2 separate regions of the Homo sapiens genome follow, and region 2 is linked to region 1. The links are chromatin contacts, found by Hi-C or POLR2A ChIA-PET in ENCODE. All regions are on one chromosome and are shown on one strand. Each heading gives the region's core, a stretch centred on a gene start or an enhancer-like site at or near the end of the contact. The rest is flanking DNA. Distances are from core to core; before and after follow the strand shown.

Region 1 (2,700 bases), core at 149-2,648:
ATTTCCAAATCTGGTTTTAGATTAATTTCAACTTTGTGCTTTACTTGAAAAAATTTAGAGACCAAACTAAAGTTAACCTTTATTGAATAAATCTTTATGGAACAACGTGATAGTCTAAGAAATAGAGTAAGTCCTTAAAAAAAATTTGAAGAGCCCTAAACATATGTATTTTAAATATTGGATATAAGGTACTTTGTATCTAGAAGGAAGCCATCTGCTAGATACCATTTTGCTACTATAGTTTTAGGTTTTATATTGAATGATTTTTTTTCTTATTCAACAACTGTTCTGTGTAAGAGATTTTATTGATTTTTACCTATTTTGTCATATTAACTCAAATTATCTTCCTTAGAGAAGTTAACCACATAACAAAACATTTTTTATATGGGTTTGAAGCTTGTCAGTAATTACTAATCCCATCATTAAAGATACTGAGTTGGTGAGCTGAGGATGGTGGCATGTGCCTGTAGTCTCAGCTACTTGGGAGGCTGAGGCAGGAGGATTGCTTGAGTACAGGAGTTTGAAGACAATCAGGGCAACAGGCAACATGCAGTGTAGTAAAACCCTTTCTCTTAAAAATAAAAATAAAAAAAAGAGTAATGAGTTGGATTGTTACTTTGATGGGCTATGTCCTTTTTTATTGTGCTCATGTGCTGTAGCATTACATTGTGGTTCTAATCTTAAATGCTTTTTAAAAATACTCTTTATTGGGCTTTACTTTCTATACAGTACATTCTTATACACATAGCCTTGCATTTCCCTCTGTCAAAGGGAAGACTTCTTTTAGTTTCCACTTAATTTTTTTAAATCGTCTTAAAGATTTCACTGTCTCTTAAAGGTTTTCTAGCATGAGATAAATGAGGAATTATTTTATATACAGTTCCTGTATCTCATACTCATCACTCTATAGTATGCCTAACTGTTCTGCTCATTCATAATGTTGATATATTATTTACATTCTCAACTTACTATATTTATCTATATATCCTTTATTTCATGGCTTATAGAGAAATACTGTATTGCTTCTAGTACAGGTAGTATGTTTACTTAGTATCATTTGGTAATGGTGCTATATTTTAGTTACTCTAAGGCTTAGATGGAAGTGGAAGACTTAAGTTTCTTTTTTGGCACAATAATCCGTAGTTCTCCTGGATAAATGTTAGAGCTCTTCATTAGTAAGCATTTATTGACTGCTTTATACTCAGTTGGAATTCAGTAACTTTTATTCAGTTTGAATGCCTAGGAGATATATTATTCTAGTCACCTAGGAATTGGCAGTCTTTCAGAAATGGCATGCTGAGTCATTTATTCCCTGCTTTACAGGTCAGAGAGAGAGAAATGGCAGCTGTATGTGTGGAAACAATTTTGATTAAGCCCATTGGCAAAGTAGCCAGCAGATATACCTGGGAGAATGCCCAGAGGTATGCTGCCTGTGCTGCTAGACTCTCTTGGGCAAGAACAGTAGTTGGGAAAGAGTAGCAAAGAGACCTCTTTCCCTACAATACTTTGGTATATTTGGCTATATTTACTCCCTATAATTTTTATAACCTAGGGGTTTTTTGGCAATGAAAATGACCTTATACACTATGAGTGGTTATTCCATGTAGTTTTTGAAGCTCTTAAATTATTGGCATCCAAATTGAATTATGACTGATAATTTTTGCACGTTTTTGTATGGCTAAAATTGTTTCCACATGTGAAAACTGAAAGCCCCAAGTTTACAGTTTAGAGTTACATACCTATGTACCAATTGTAGGTTAGCTGTGGGAGATTCTGCACCAAGGCTGGCTAGTGTCATACAAAGAACACAGGCTTTGGAACTAGATAAATCTGGGCTTGACTCCTCTTCTAACACTCAATCGAACAGATAATTTTGAGCCTGTGTTTCCTTGCTCTTACTATGAAAATAATATTCTTACCTTCAAGCGTTTTTGTAAGAAATCATGACAGTGGTATACAGGCATTTAGCAAAGTACCCGGTACTTAATAAAAAATAGCCATTATAATAATTCCTAATATTATTATAAACTAAGTTGGATATGTTTTTAATATTCATGGAAGAAAAGTGTAATTAGACCCATTTGATCTTTAAAAAGTAAGATATTCTAAAGTAATTTTTTGCATATTAATACAAGGAATAATAGTTTATTAATGTGATTTATGTCCTTGAAATAGAACAACTGCATTGAAATGAGTGTTTTCAAACCCAAACTCCAAATAAAAATATCTGCATCTATTGTTACAGTAATCACAAAAGACTTCATGAGGAAAGTGGGACTGAAGCTTGAAGGTTAGAGAGAGCAAGAGATACGTTCAGAAGAAGAAGCCAACATAGATGAATATGTAGAGATAAAAATATGTGTGGTGTGCCTATGGGCCAGTGAGGTCCTCTAAAATGAACAGCATTTAGGGGAGCAGCAAGATCTGGTTTCATAAAGGAGACAAGACAGGCCTACAAAAACTAGATATCACTGAGTAATGTAAAGGGCTGAAGGCATTTGTATTATTTGAATGAAGTGTTGGCTGGAGATGGCTATTGTCAGGGTAGGATTCTTATAAAATGTGAGATACGAGCCTCACAGAGTACAGTAAACTACAACATGTTTTAAATATTATAATCAGTTTAAATATCTGCTGTATACTTATTCCATTTTTCAGTAGGAAGACCATTCCCCACCCCCTCCCAACTTGCATATGGCC
Region 2 (2,700 bases), core at 160-2,659, 45 kb before region 1:
TTGCACCCTAGGGAGAGGTAAGGAGTGATCTTTTGGTGGTCCCTAAGAACCACAAGAACCTATTTGGTCGCAAGTCACACACCTGGTTCCCATCCTTGAGGAATTTGCTATCTAAAGGCCCTTGAGTTTAACCCTTGAGTCTCTTGGGGGCTTTTAATTGTTCGGAGAGGTCTCAAAGGGCAATAGTGGAAACTCACTGAAGAGGCAGGCTAGTGAAAGTGATTTGCAGATATTTCCTGGAAAAGCTACTGTCTCACCTAAGGTAAATGCTAAGGCAGGAAGTATAGGAGTTATTTGTCCTATAAAAGTAAGTATACTCAGGCGTTTTGTTATTTGAATCTAAAGTTTGTTCACAAAAGATAAGCTAAAAAAAGTATTGCAAACAGGGCAAGCCAGGCGAATCTGATTTTGTGCGCTTGCTGTTTGTATACTCATAGCAAGTTTTGCTCCCTGAATCATCCCAGCAGACAATACTGAGGGGACTCAGCATGGATTAGATGACAGAAGACTGATCCAGAAGTCAGGAGCTTCCTGTCTCATCCCAGCCACTAACTAAAGTGAGTGGGCTAGACTTAGTCTTAAGATCGAATGCCTAACTTTCTCTAAATCTAGAATTATGTAGGTTTGGCGGCTCTTTGGGGCCCTACTTCCAACTTTTTCTTGCTAACCAACTCCTTCCAACTGCCAAAGCATGTCGTTGGTAATAAAAAATTATCACACATCCTTGCTTGGATTAAAATTTGCACTCCTGATTTGGGGTCTTATCCATTGAGGTTTTGGTGAAGTTTGAAAATTGTCGCTGAAAAATTAAGTTTTTCTAGTTGGCTAAAACCTGCCAAAATAATGTAAACGTTCTTTGTTGCAAATCTAAATTCCGCTCAGGTAGGCCCTTTTCTCCTTCCCAGTCCAGGATCTTCAAACCTAACAGCCAAGTCTCACGCTTCATTTGGTCCCCGGCTCCCTCTGGGAAGAATTCCTCCTCTGGGGGCGACGGCAACGCCCTCAGTGAGTTTGCTGGCACCAGCGGGAGTTTCAAGTTTCCACTCGTTGGGGAGGCGGCGGGCACACTCCGAGCTTTGGGCTGGGCGGCTCCGCTTCCCTCGACCGCAGGTTTAGCTGGAGCCCAGCGCTCTCTGGAAGGGCTCGACCCTCCGGCGCATTCGCCCTATTTCCCTGGGCGCTCCCGAGCCCGCAGCCACCCACCTCGCGTTGGCCGGCCCCAGACCGCGACCCCCGGCCACGCCCGGAGCCAGGCCTGCGGCTGCGAGCCTGCGGGAGGGGCGGGGCGGGGGCGGCCCCCAGCGGCGGCGTTGGCGCTCAGTCCGCGGCGCGAGGACGGCCGGCCGGCAGGGGGAGGCGGGGGGGCGCCGGGCAGCCCCGCCTTTTCCCGCGGAGGCGCCGAGCGGCCATATTGCGGAGCTGTCTGCGGTGGCGGCGGCGCCTCTCGTCTCCCGCGGGCCAGCGCTCGCACCACCGCTTCTCCCTCCCTGTCGCAGCCGCGCCGCCGCGCAGCGCCCCAGCCACACGCCGGCGGGCAGAAGCCGCCCGCTCTCCGGGTAAGGCGCGGCGCCCTCCCTTCCCCCACTCCCCGCTCCCGGTTCCTCCGGAGACGCTAAGGTGGCGGCGCGAAGTTGCGGGGCCCGTGCTGCCCGGCCGTGGCGCCGCCGCCAGGGCTTGGCGCGCCTCCGCTCGCGCCCAGCTGGCCGAGGCGCCACTGTGGTAACGGCCCGGCCGGCCAGGCTCCTCCCGGGGCTGGTAGGGGCCGCGAGGCCCTGCCCGAGTCGTGGCTGAGCCGCGGCCCGAACGTGCCTGGCCGGGCCAAAGTCGACCTTCGCCGCCGCGGGATTCTCCTTTCCTCGGGGCGCGGAGTCTGCCTTCAGCGCCGGTGTCGGACCCCCAGCGCCCTGGGGACGGTGGGCTCCCGCTGCCTGGACTGGGCCCCGGGCCCGGGCTGGCATGGTCCCAAGGGTTGTTTGAAAATCCAGATATTCAGCGTAGGTAGAATTCGATTTTACATTTATTAGAACTTGTTCCCCGGCCTCCAGTTTGAAAGGAGGGGTGTTAAATTACTAGAGAGCGTGCGTTCCGCCCCAGTGGCAAAGGGGATGTTGCATGACAGGCTTTGGGGCGCCAGTCGCTCCCGCCGCTCGCACCCGCCAGGCCAGGGCCGCGGTTCCCGGCCGCAGCTCTACCTGCTGCTGTTGCAGCTCTCGGAGCCCTGTAACTTTCTCGGGCCCTTGAGGCCGCTCAGTTTTAGTGTCTCAGACCCCACCAGACAAGTTCAGTACATGATATCCCTCTTTTCCTTTAAAGGATTCTAAACTCAATTCCCGGACTAACTTTGAAAGGGGGCAGTGCATTTTTGTTTTTTTTTTTTTTTCAGTTTAAACAGACTACATCACTTCCTAGACAGATGTCATGTTTCTTCAGACATTCCCAATATTTGGTGGTTTTTTTTTTTCCTTAAAGAGTAGTTACTAGGTTGGAAATGTGTTAAAAGTCAACTTCATAAAAATATATTTTAAAATACATTTGAGATTTTGGTGGAAGACACGTTGCTGAGGAACTCGATGGCATTCTTGTGGCACTAAGACTGGCAGGATGTAAATATAAAAGTCTAAGATAATAAGGGTTTATTTGATAAACGAGTACTTTGACATAGACATTGTAATCTATTGTTTAAGGAGCATACTTCTTTTT

The links. A loop is a pair of places that touch in the nucleus more often than their neighbours do. ChIA-PET counts read pairs that join two places held with the same protein, here RNA polymerase II (POLR2A). Pooled maps may share reads with other maps.
Region 2: a map of gastrocnemius medialis shows a loop between it and region 1 (5-fold over the local background). The contact joins the promoter of RDX here to the enhancer-like site in region 1. A Hi-C loop is called at or near these places in 11 of 168 maps with a recorded cell type or tissue (B cell, CD4-positive, alpha-beta memory T cell, HepG2 and 7 more), 1 of 37 single-sample maps with no recorded cell type and 11 of 50 pooled maps. POLR2A ChIA-PET finds 5 or more read pairs at or near these places in 14 of 52 experiments (A673, GM12878, HCT116 and 11 more).

Annotation. Positions count from the first base shown.
Region 1 is chr11:110,250,674-110,253,373 of GRCh38, reverse strand. All of the region lies in intron 9 of RDX (radixin), which reads left to right. Among named protein-coding and RNA genes, the nearest start is that of RDX, 45 kb to the left of the region's middle. Within about 2 kb of position 1,398, at least 8 of the 41 ENCODE cell types and tissues checked have a DNase peak (open chromatin) inside an H3K27ac peak, as active enhancers do; they include HCT116, PC-3 and gastrocnemius medialis, where a contact is called at or near this core.
Region 2 is chr11:110,295,323-110,298,022 of GRCh38, reverse strand. It overlaps RDX (radixin), which reads left to right and starts at 1,409. Exons shown (of 14, transcript NM_002906.4): 1 at 1,409-1,556. RefSeq lists silencers at 1,027-1,826, 1,877-1,926, 1,937-2,036, 2,167-2,226 and an enhancer at 1,440-2,312.